2 separate regions of the Homo sapiens genome follow, and region 1 is linked to region 2. A link is a contact called in ENCODE Hi-C data. All regions are on one chromosome and are shown on one strand. Each heading gives the region's core, a stretch centred on a gene start or an enhancer-like site at or near the end of the contact. The rest is flanking DNA. Distances are from core to core; before and after follow the strand shown. Region 1 holds the start of UVSSA (UV stimulated scaffold protein A). Region 2 holds the start of MXD4 (MAX dimerization protein 4).

Region 1 (6,054 bases), core at 375-2,874, 910 kb before region 2:
GCAGTGAACCGCGATCGTGCCACTGCACTCCAGCCTGGGTGACAAAGCGAGACTTTGTCTCAAAAAAAAAAAAAAAAAAAAAAAAAAAAAAGGCTGCAGGGCCATCAGCGGATACAGAGGGCAGTGGACGGGCAGCTTGGCTGTGCTGTTGAGCCTGAGGGCTGAGAGGACACCCCGGGGCAGTGTAAAGGAGACTGGACTTAGCAATTGGTAAGAAAAGTTGGATAAAGAGAGGGTTTTGTTAGTATGGGAGAAACGGCACCCTTTTATACTAATGAGAACTAGTAACAACAAAAAAAACCACGCTGTAGAAGACAGAGGGAAACTGCTGGATGGGTGCCTTGGAGGAAGCCACAGGCCGGGGATTGGATGCACAGGGCAAGGGGCGCTGAGGGAGGGTCTGGCTGCAGCTTGCTCAGTGAAGCAAGAGGCAGGGTGAGGAAGGGGTGAGGCGGAGGAGCGGCTCGGGGCTGGCTGCAAGCTAGGAGCTGGGAGCCACTGACGCCCAGGGACAGAAGCTGGTGCTGCAGAGAGGGGCGGCGCAGGGAGTCCCTCTTCTTTTCCTTTTTAAAATAATTGCTTTACTGAGATATAACTCACACATCCTGAAACCCACCCTGTAAAAACACGATTAACAGAGTTGTGAGCTACCACCACCGTAATGCAAGGGCACGCCCATCCCCCCGAAAAAGAAACCCCGGCCCGCCGCCGGCGGCCCCCGCCCTGCACCCAGCCCCGGGAGCCCAGTCGGGCGTCTGCTCTGCGTGGCCTGTGCCGGGCGCCCCGCGAGTGGGGTCCACACCACGCTCCTCCGAAGCCACGGTTTCCCAAGCGCGGTCTCCAGGTCCGTCCGTCCGCAGCCGACCTCGCACTCCCCTGCGTTCGAGGCTGCGGACTTCGGCGGCAGGACGGACGGCGCCTCTGCTTCTCATTCCGCCCAGGGCCAGCCCGGGCCCAGGGGTACCTGCTGTGCGTCTGGCGCCGAGGTGGGCCCCGAAGACCCCCAAGCCCGCCCAGGGATTCCCTTCCCGAGGCCGGAGCGGGGAGGCGCCGCGGGGTTCAGGGCGCCCTGCGCGGGGCGAGCTCGGGGGCGGGGGCCCGCGCCCGCCCGTCTGGGCGGTCCTCACCGGCCCTCTGCAGGTGAAGGGACCTGGCTGCGAGCCCGCGGGCGGGCGTGGCGTTGAGGCCCAGACCGGAACTTCCTTTCGGCCTCAGTTTCCCGGCCGGCCCCGCCCCCGGCGCCCGTACATGCGGCCCCTTTAAGGACTTTCTGCGCCCTCCCGCCTCTTTTTTCTCGTGCGTCCCCCTCCCCACCCCCGGCAGCCTGCCTCGCCCTCGCCGGGAGCGCGCCTACGTCACCGCGCAGACCTCGGCCGCGTCTTTGCGCCTGCGCCTCCTGGGCTGGGGTGAGCCATTGGCTGTCGAGCTCAGGGCACGTGCTAGGGGGCGGGGCCTTGACCGGAAAGGGTGGGGCAACGGCGAGAAAGGCCGCGTCGAGCGGTAGGTGCAGTCGTCGCTGTGGTGACCCCAGGTCCTGATGCGTCCGGCCCAGGGCCAGCCAATGGCGGTAGAGGTCTTGGGCACCTGACAAGAGGGGCGGTCCCCCCGCCGGAAGGGGCGGGGCGAGGCGAGCGGCCGCGTCAGCGGTAGGTGGGGCTGTGGTTACGCTGCCGGGCGGGGGTCGCGCCGGTTCGGTCCCCGGGGCTCTGCGGGCGCCGGGCAGAGACCTGCGGCCAGGGCGTGTCCCGTGTGCCCGAGAGCGCCGGCGGCGGGGCCGGAGGGCGGGCCCTGGGCCGAGTGACAGGCCGCAGCCCCCCGAGCACCGTCGAAGCCGGCGCGCCCGCCCGGTGCAGCCGCTGTGCGAGAGCGACCCCGCGGTCCAAGCCTCGCGTGGCCCTGCCGGGCCCCTTCTTTCCCCGAGTAGGGCGCAGCTTCCCAGCCTCCGCCCCGGCCTCGCCTGGCGCTTCCTTCCGGGTCCTTCGGCCTTTCCCTGGCGGTGCGGCAGGCCCTCGCCTCATCCCACCAGGCACGCCGCGGTGCTCGGCCCTGGGTATCCGGGCAGGCTGCCTCCGTTAGGGCCGCCCCTGCTCTCCGGACGCGACTTTTCATTGGTCTCAGAATTTCTTGGCTCCTCTTGGCCTCTGCAGCCTTGCTGGAGGCTGCCCTGCGGAATCTGAGTGAATAAGGGAAACAGCAACAGTCACGTTGGGGAAAAGCTGATTCGGACAGCGCCACTGGTTCCTTTAACGCACGACCCTCAATGCAGCGTCCCACACACGGGATTGTAGAGGTCCCGAGTTTAAGGTTCACTTTTAAAACTGCAATCACCGCCGTAAAGGCCTTGCTGGACACACATATTTCCCAGAGAGGCACCCACAGATGGACCCCAGCCTCAGGGTCCTCCCGGAGCTTTCGGTTTATAGTGGAACCCAGTAAACACGTTAATAACACCGAGAGCTATAAAATACAGATGGTGATATAGCATCTCTGCCTTACTTATTTCTAGATATGGATCAGAAACTTTCGAAGTTGGTAGAAGAGCTCACAACTTCAGGAGAACCCCGACTAAATCCTGAGAAAATGAAGGAACTGAAGAAAATTTGCAAGTATGTCTTAGGGTTCAGTAACAGTAACTGACTGGCCCACTGAGCCCAGGACACACACAGGGCCCTGCCCTCCTGCCCCCACCTGGGAGAGAACCACCCGAGGGACACACCCAGGACATTTTCTCGGGGCCCTGCAGTACCCGGCTCTGACGGGTGGTCATGTTCTGGGGTCGGGGCGTGTGGCGTTGGGGACCCCACTGCTCTGTGGTTGGTGCTTCTCTTCATTCCCATTTGTGTGGTCTGGAGCACATCCTGTAGGAGTTCTTGAGTGCACAAATGTGATTCAGAGAGAAACGTGCATCTTTTTCTTTGCTGCTGGACTTTTCGAAGGGAAAGAATAGAGCTTGCTGATGGGCGAGTTGGTCCATCGCCTTTAGGGTATGTCCACCTCTGTTCACTTCCTCCAAGGAAAACGCCGGAGGGGATCTCTGCCGTCACCCTCAGGCAGCCAGAGATTCATGGGGGAAGCAAAACTTCCCCTCGGAGGGTGGAGCATAAGTCGAGGACACTGATTATTCTGTATCCTGTGTTTGTAAAATGGCAGTTTATAGATTGTTTATACAGTGATGGAGTGTTGACATTTTGATAGAAAATTTCAGGTCAGGTTTTGTGGCCTGCGCCAGGAAATCGAATTCGCAATGGTTTATGTGGGGTCAGGAGCTGGGAATAGGAGCATTCAGGAGGGGCTGGGAGATGTCCCGAGCTCTAGGCCTTCCTTCCTTCCTGCAGCAGGAGGCACCCAGCTGAAACAGTGTGCGTGCTGGGCGGTGTGCGTTGTGCCAGGCGGTGTGTGTTTGTGCCGGGCGGTGTGCGTTGTGCCGGGCGGTGTGCGGTTTGTGCCAGGCGGTGTGTGTTTGTGCCGGGCGGTTGGCGTTTGTGCCGGGCGGTGGGCGTTTGTGCCGGGCGGTGTGTGTTGCGCTAGGTAACGTGTGTTTAAAGAGCCAGATGGTTTGTGTTTCAGGCTTTGCTGTAATGCCTCAGTTGTGAACACAGCTGTAGATGATGTAGGTGGATAGATGGGCGACGTTCCAATGACACTTTGTGAATGAACACCGACATTTGAAGTGTATATGATTTTCACATTTCACCAAGTATTTTTTGTTTGTATTGACATTCTTGGCTTGTGGGCCACACAGAAACAGGCAGGGGCTGGGGAGGTAGATGTGGCCCTTGGGCAGTAGTTTGCAGACCCTGCTCTAGAAAAGGGGAGAATGAAGATGGGAAGGCAGTGGTGGTCCCTGCCACACGTGCGTGCGGCATCCATGCACGGAGAGTCTCCCCCCGCCCATCCTCTGCGTGTGGGGCAGTTGGGTCAGGCCAGCTCGCATCCCCAGGTCTTCAGAGGAGCAGCTGAGCCGCGCCTACCGCCTGCTGATAGCACAGCTGACCCAGGAGCACGCCGAGATCCGTCTCTCAGCCTTCCAGATTGTGGAGGAACTCTTCGTCAGGTCTCACCAGTTCCGGATGCTGGTTGTTTCCAACTTCCAGGAGTTCCTGGAGCTCACGCTGGGCACAGACCCCGCACAGCCTCTGCCGCCCCCCAGGGAGGCGGCACAGAGGCTGAGGCAGGCGACCACCCGGGCCGTGGAAGGGTGGAATGAGAAGTTTGGGGAGGCCTACAAGAAGCTTGCCTTGGGCTACCACTTCTTAAGACACAACAAAAAGGTAGGTGGGCCTGGCCCATTTTTTCAGAGACTGGTTACCTGACGTGAGGAGGGCAGACGATACCAGGGTGAAGATGCGCCTCCTGTTGAACCTAGCACAGCAGGGGCCTGCTTGGCCTTGCCTGAACACCCAGGCTGCCAGACCATCTGTGGGGTGTGGGAAAGAGGGCAGCATCTAGGGTCACGGCCTCCCTGAGAGGGGCGGCGCAGCTCTGAGAGGAAGAGCATAAGCTTTATGTGTGGGTGGAGCTGAGGCTGCATGTGTCATTTTTTATGTGCGTGTAGGAGACAAAGGAAAAGCCAAATCCAACTTTTCAGATGCAACGTTTTCTGTGACAGTGGCCCCTGGACTCTGGGACCTGTCCCAACCTTGCACTTTAAGGCTCCACCCGCACCCTACTATGGGCTCGGGCTGGTGCCTGGCATGATGAAACCCACCAGGATCTGCCACTGTGGCCTGAACCCAGCCTCATTGCCCAGACCCTACCGTGCCCCTTACCCCACCTGCCACGAAGGCTCAGTCCTCCCCAGTGCAATGACCCAGCCCTGCTGGCTTCCCTGTGTGCCCTTGGAGTGCCCTGTCTCCCAGGGTTCATGCTCAGGGTTTGTTTCAGACTCCTGGGTCCAGTCAGCAGCCTCTGCCTGCTAATGGAACAAGCACACTGCTCTCCTACCTGTGAGGTACTTGGGGTGAGAAGTCTCGTCACCTCTTTTAAGTTAGCAGACGTGCTGGCTTTCCCGGGCTCAGACAGCAGAGAGACGTGCATTGTGTTTTGTTGTAATGCACTGTGAACACCTGGGTGTGAGGGTGCACACCCACAGTCCCACTGACTCTGGAAGCCGAGGCTGGTGGATCACCTGGTCCTGGGAGTTTGAGTCCAGCCTTGGTAACACAGCAAGACCGTTGTCTCTTAAAAAAAAAAAAAAAAACTACTGTGAACTTACAGACGCATAGGGCTCTTGGCCACGCATGGGTGCTGTCTTTTGTTAGGCCTACTTGAGCTTTATCTTCCTCACATTCTGTATAGATAGCTCTAGTTTTTGTTGTTGTTGTTGATGATGTTGTTTTTGAGACAGGGTCTTGGTTTGTCACCCAGGCTAGAGTGCAGTGGCGCGATCTCGGCTCACTGCAACCTCCGCCTCCCTGGTCCAAGTGATCCTCCTGCCTCAGCCTCCCAAGTAGCTGGGACTACAGGCACACGCCACCACACCTGGCTATTTTTTGTTTTTAAGATGGAGTATTGCTTTGTTGCCCAGGTTGGAGTGCAGTGGTGCGATCTCAGCTCACTGCAAGCTCCACCTCCCGGGTTCACGCCATTCTCCTGCCTCAGCCTCCCAAGTAGCTGGGACTACAAGCACCCCCCACCACGCCCGGCTAATTTTTGTATTTTTAGTAGAGATGGGATTTCACCGTGTTAGCCAGGATGGTCTCAATCTCCTGACCTTGTGACCCACCTGCTTCGGCCTCCCAAAGTGCTGGGGTGACAGGCATGAGCCACTGTGCTGGGCCAGCCCTAGTCTTTATTTTCTTTCTTTTTTTTTTTTTCTTTGAGACAGAGTCTCGCTCTGTCGCCCAGGCTGGAGTGCAGTGGTGCGATCTTGGCTCACTGCAAGCTCCGCCTCCCGGGTTCACACCATTCTCCTGCCTCAATCTCCCAAGTAGCTGGGACTACAGGCGCCCGCCACCTCGCCTGGCTAATTTTTTTTTTGTATTTTTAGTAGAGATGGGGTTTCACCGTGTTAGCCAGGATGGTCTCGATCTCCTGACCTCGTGATCTGCCTGC
Region 2 (5,779 bases), core at 1,190-3,689:
CTCTTGCAGCTCCTCCTGGGCCCAGAGACCCTTGGGGTCCATCGAGGGGGATGTTTGCAACATGGGTCCCAGGAGCACTCTATCCCTCAGGAGAGGTGGGACCTGTCCCCGCTGAGGCCAGGCCAAGTGCGTTCCCAGCATTCCCGTGACCCCAGGAGACAAGCACACTTCCCACAGAATGGACCCCCCTGCAGGCTGGCCCCAGTGCTCTGCCGCCTCCCTCAACCCTGACACTGTCCTCCGGCCCCACTCCCTACCCTTGCCCCAGCCTCACTGTGCCATGTCCCCTCCCTCACCTTGGCAGAGCATGGAAGCCTCACAGGTGGGGACAAGTCAGGGGCTCAGAGATCCTCTGGCCCCCTGCTCCGCCCAGCTACTTGTCTGGGCTGGCTGAGGAAACCTCCAGGGCAGTGCTGCCCACCCGAGGAAGGGGCCAAGCCGCCAGCCCTGGGCTGCCTCAGGCCCCGGGGGAGCGGGGCTCGGCCCAGAGGAGCCAGGGGAGATGCACCAGAGTTGGGGAGCCCTCTGTCTCCCTCACCAGTGCCCCCATGGTCTCTGTCCCAGCAGAATGTGGACAGCTGGGACCCCATCTCAGGAACAGGCGTCATCAGAGATGGGTGAGTGGCAGGCAAGTAACCAAACCTCTCCTTGCCTCAGTTTCCTTGGCCATAGAGATAAAAATCACATCACCTCTCTGAGCCTGGGGTGAAGATGAACTGGCTGCATGTGTGAAACGCTCAGCATAGAGGCAGTGTTCGGGCAGCCTTGGCCAGGACGCTGGTTGTCAGCTTTGGATTCTCCATGCTGGGGGAGCCCCAGCTCACGCCCCAGAGTTCTCCACGGGTCAGGGACTTGGTTTGGAGAGAAGCGGCAGCGGGGGCCGGGCTTGCTCACTGAGGAGGCCTGAGGCAATGGTTCCCTCGTCACACTCCTGTCCTTCCCCAAACTGTCCCCAGTAGGGGACCAGGGGCTGGGACTCAGGGACGGGTCCCAGCCAGGGCAGCTGGAGACTCAACCAATTCCTCGCCTGGCTCAGGATGCCACAGAAATGGGTCCCTACACCAGCCTTTCGGATTCCCTAGAACAGGTGGACCACAGGAATGAGCCATGCCCTGGGGCTCTGAAGCCCCCTACAAACGCAGCTCCCAGCCTGCTCACACAAAAGGGCTGGGCCAAGGTGGGCCCAGACAGGACCAGGTGTGCTATGGTCCTCACAGCAGCCAGGAGGGTGGAAATCCCCGGGGAGCCCCGGCCCAGGGTCCCCACTCCCCACGCGGGGGACCTGTACGCACCCCAGCTTCAGGGCTTCTGCTGCCTGAACACGAGGTCAAGGTATGGAGGGCGCAGCTGGCACCCGTAGTAACGACTTCATGGGGCCCCTGCCCTGCAGCCTGCCCCCTCCTCCCGCCCCCTTAAAAGGCCTCTGTCTTAAAAAAGAGGACCCCCATACTGGTGGCTGGAGTTTCGCTGTGTCAGGAGGCTGGGCAGAAGCGGTGGGCACCCTGGGAGGAGTGAGGGCCCAGGACAGCGCCTCCACTCGCTTCTCTGTCTAGGCTCCTGGGGGCGGGGGAAGGTGGCCGAGCAGCAGAGTTCGGCTGGCAGAGCCAGTCGAAAGGAGGCCGCCCACCCACCCGCGGAGAGAAGGGGTTAGGGCCGGCAGCCCCCGCAGACCCTGGCTGAGCCTGTTTCCCCAGACCCACGGGGCACCGGCCAGCGCCCGCTGACAACTTTTCTACCGCCTGGAAAAGTCCAGAACAACTCGGGGGCGGGGAGCGGGCGCGGGAGCGGACCCCGGCGGCGGGCGCTGTACGCGTGGCACTGTTTACGCGAGCGGCCCGGGAGGCGCGGCCGCGGGAAGATGGCGACGGCGAGGGCGGGGCCGGCCGGGCGGGGCTGCGGCCGCGGCCTGCGCGCCTCCTCCTCCAGGCTGGCCGCCGGGGCGCGCGGCGGCGGCGCTGAGGGCCGCGGGCCGGGAATCGGGGCCCGGAGAGCACGCTCCGGGCGGGGGCGGGGGTTCGGACCGGGCCGGGCGGGGTCGGGAGCGGGGGGCGGTACCTGTTGTTCGGGGCCTTGCGCACCAGGCCGGCCGCCTTTGTTTTCTCCCTGGCGAAGTCGCCGTCGAAGGGCAGCACCGAGGCGTAGCCGTGCTCGGCCTCTGCGGACACACGGCGCGGTCAGCGGCCCCCGCCCGGCACGGCCCCGCCGCCCGCCCACCGCCGCGGGCGCACAATGGGGTGCGAGCGCTACCTCGATCCCTGCGCTCCAGGTACTCGGCCGCCTCCAGCAGGATCAGCAGGGAGTTCAGCTCCATCCTCCCGCCCGCGCCCGTCCGCCCCGGGACGGCGGCGGCCGCTGCCCGGCCCGCTCCGGCCGGCTCCGCTCGCCGCCCACCCCGCGCGCCCGGCCGCCGCACTTCCAGACTCCGCGGACTCCGGCGCTCGGCCGCCACCCTCCGCCTCAGGCCCTCAAATTGACACATAAGGGAGAGCGGCGGCCCGCAGAGCCAATGGGAGGCGGCGTTCGCGCCCCGGGGGCGGGCGCCGGGCCGGGCTGGGGCCAATGGGGACGGGTCGAGCGCCTCGGGCCGGGCCGAGAATGTTGACAGATGCAGAGCTGGGCTGGGATAGGCCGGCCGCGCTAGTAACAATTTAGAAGCCCGAGCTTAGCAACAGCACGTGGTGGCCCGGCCCCCGCGCTAGCTGACTGGCGGCCGCCGTGCATGTTAAGTAGGCGCCGCGCGCCGATTGGCCAGAGCGGCCTATGTAAAACAGGCACTGCGAGCCAATGGCCGGTGGCGGGGCGCGCGGCCAATGAGGGCGCCGCAGCCGGACGCGTTGCCGAGAGGAAGCGCAGCGCGCGGGGACCGCCCGCCGTCCTGGGGGCCCGTTAGGACGCAGGAGCGTCTCCGCTACGAGAGCGAAGCAGGGCGCTCCGGGGCGTGCGCCGGGCCGGGCCGGGCCGCCGGGTCTGAGCGCGACGAAAGCAGTGGCTGCGTGGGGGGACGAGGCCTCGCGCTCTGCCCGGGGGTCTTGCGTGGGGCCGTGAACGACTCCCCTCCCCGCCGGGCGCAGAGTGGCCCCGGGAAGGGCCGGGACCTCGGAGAGGGACGCAGACGCTCTGATCCTAAGAGCCAGGCGTCTCTGAGGGTGTCAGTGGGGAAACAGGCCCAGAGCGGGCGGGCTCCTCAGATCGCCCAGTGGACGCCGGAGCTGAGGGAGGGCCCAGGTCTGGGGAAGGGACACAGACGTGCGGCCAGAGTCGAGAGGCTCCCCGGAGTGGGGGGCTGCATGCTCTGTGTCTGGCCTGAGGGGCAGGGACGTTCCTAGAGGCAGGCGCTGGCCACCTCTGGCCGAGGACGCCCTAAGTGGGGACGGGAGTGAACCCTTCATCAAATCCCAGCTGGCGGGTCTCCCTAGTGACCCCTGACCCTAAGGCTGGCCCAGACTGGCCTCGGCACCCCCCACCCTCTCGCAGATTTTTTTTTTTTTTTTTTTTGAGACGGCTCTGTTGCCCAGGCTGGAATGCAGTGGCGTGATGTCAGTTCACTGCAACCTCCGCCTCCCGGGTTCAAGCGATTCCCCTGCCTCAGCCTCCCAAGTAGCTGGGACTACAGGCGCGTGCCACCACGCCCAGCTAATTTTTGTATTTTTAGTAGAGATGGGGTTTCACCATGGATGGTCTGGATCTCCTGACCTCGTGATCCGCCCGCCTCGGCCTCCCAAAGTTCTGGGATTACAGGTGTGAGCCACCTCGCCCGACCCATCTCACTGATTTGATTTTTGAGGTTGGTGGCCTGGATGTGCCAAGGGCCAGGCCCCGCAGGCTGGAGAGTGTGGAGGCATAAGGTGGCTGGACCCCTCCAGAAGTACTCAGTGGGACACAGGGGCTGCTGCTGGCAATGAAACTGAACAAAAAATGCAAAACCTCAGCACCAGGACTCCTGTGAAAGCTTCGTGTGCATCTCCCTGTGTTTTGCATGCCCGGCTTGCAGATCAGGACATGGGACTAGACGCTCAGGGATTTGCTGGGGTCTCCCAGAAATCTCAGCAGAATGGAGATTAGTGCTGCCACACACGGCTCAGGGCTATAGGAATGCAGAGGCCAGAGCCTCCTGGCCTGGCTGGTCCTGCTGGGTGTAAGCCTGTGGTGTGGGCTTCAGAATAATGTGTGTTCCCACAGAGCCCTGCAGGACCCAGTGGGGAACTCGGACACTGCTATGAGACAGCCCTGCATGGACATTGAGACAACCCCCTTGATGTTAGCAGGGGCCCTTCCTGTTCCCGCCCCACAGTGACGCCAGGGCCCAAGGCAGAGCCCCTCACAAGAACTCAGCACTGAGGCCCTCCAGGTTTGTCTGCATGGCTGCTCAGAGCTGTGCATGGTAAAGAAAGGTGCCCAAGTCTGGGGAGGAGCAGGGTGTGTTTGGGCTCTGGGGACCCAGCTCTCCACTTGGGGATGAGCATTTTGCAAAGTTGCCCCATCCCTGCTTTGGCCACTGGGTGAGTTGCTGCCGACAGCTAAAGCGGACACCTGGCCTAGTACAAGTGCACCTGCTGGGCATAGTGCACGCCCCCTTCCTGCCATGGGCCAAGAGATTTGTTCTGTGTGGCAGTGGGCAGCACAGGTGCGCAGGTGTGTCTATGGGGAGGCACCTGCATGCTACCCCAGTCTAAGAGATTTTTAGCCTCAATTTAGGCCATTTAAGGACTCACCCTCACCTCCCCACCACACTGAGGACCAAGCACTTCCCTGGTGTCCCTGGGCTCAAACCTTGCCTGGTAGTGTGGGCACCACTGCCTGGGGGAGCAGGAAGGAGTTGGGGTTGGGAGGAGAAGCTGCAGGAGGCGATGGATGACTGAGGGCTGAGCTGCAGCTAGGGAGGGAGGTACTGGAGGCATCGGCCAGCAATGGCAGGAGGAGAGGGAAGGGGAGGGAGCAGCCAGGAGAGGCCTGGAGGTGATGTTGGCCTGGCCCAGATGGCTGCAGGTGGGCCTGGAGCCCTGCCAGGAGAGGTCTGGAGCCCCTGGGGGATAGGGGCACTGGTCCCACCTGCAGTTGGCAGGGTCTCTACACCCACGGGTCTCAACTTGTCCTTCCCAAGATGGGCAGAGGCATCTTGGGTCAGTGCCGGCAGGCACCAGTGCCCATGGAGTCTCAGGGGTGGTTGAGGAGTGGGGAGGACGTGGCTCAGGTCAGCCAGTTGGACCCAAGCCCTGCAGGGCATGGGCCATGTCCCCTTCTGTAGGGCAGGTCCCCCGCAGGGTGTGGCATCTCCAGGGAGCTTTCCATGGGCACAAGCTCCTGCCCAGCCCTGCCCTGCCCTTCCCCAGAGCCAGGACCTGTCCAATGGGCACCAATGAAAGCTAGGAGGGAGGGGGCAGACATCTCCAGCCTCCTTCCCTGGGGAGCCCAGTCCCCCCACCCTACTCTGGGAGGACCTCTCTATGCCACTCTGGGACCCCCAGGGTGCATCTCATTCCTGCCCCATCCTCTGAGCCCCACCCAGCCTTACATTCTCCTTGGGTTGTTCGCCCTCTGTCTCCTTTCCCTCACGACGGCCCTCCCCAGCCCACCCCAGGCAGGGGCTCCCAGGGAAGGGACAGGGCCTGCATGCAGAAGGGCTTCCCCGGTTTTGGGTGGAAGGCCACGGCAGGCTTGTCTTCCGCTGCCTGGATTTCCTGAGTTATCTTGCCCCATCTGCCACAGCCTCAGCTTCCCTGGCTGTGAACGGGGCTGGCAGTGCTGCCTCTTGGGACATATGGAGGACGGAATAGGAATA

The links. Hi-C counts contacts between places; a loop is a spot of excess contacts on that map. Pooled maps may share reads with other maps.
Region 1: a loop to region 2 is called in a map of naive thymus-derived CD4-positive, alpha-beta T cell, with 26 times the contacts of the local background. The contact joins the promoter of UVSSA here to the promoter of MXD4 in region 2. A Hi-C loop is called at or near these places in 1 of 168 maps with a recorded cell type or tissue (naive thymus-derived CD4-positive, alpha-beta T cell), 3 of 37 single-sample maps with no recorded cell type and 12 of 50 pooled maps.

Annotation. Positions count from the first base shown.
Region 1 is chr4:1,345,584-1,351,637 of GRCh38, forward strand. It overlaps UVSSA (UV stimulated scaffold protein A), which reads left to right and starts at 1,625. Exons shown (of 14, transcript NM_020894.4): 1 at 1,625-2,177; 2 at 2,507-2,606; 3 at 3,941-4,271. The coding sequence starts at 2,509. RefSeq lists enhancers at 1-388, 2,234-2,313 and silencers at 684-773, 994-1,323, 1,564-2,003, 5,368-5,536.
Region 2 is chr4:2,259,670-2,265,448 of GRCh38, forward strand. MXD4 (MAX dimerization protein 4) reads right to left here and starts at 2,440. Exons shown (of 6, transcript NM_006454.3): 1 at 2,248-2,440; 2 at 2,056-2,155. The coding sequence starts at 2,311. RefSeq lists enhancers at 967-1,559, 2,791-3,452, 3,453-4,112 and silencers at 1,660-1,719, 1,730-2,119, 2,210-2,269, 2,320-3,159.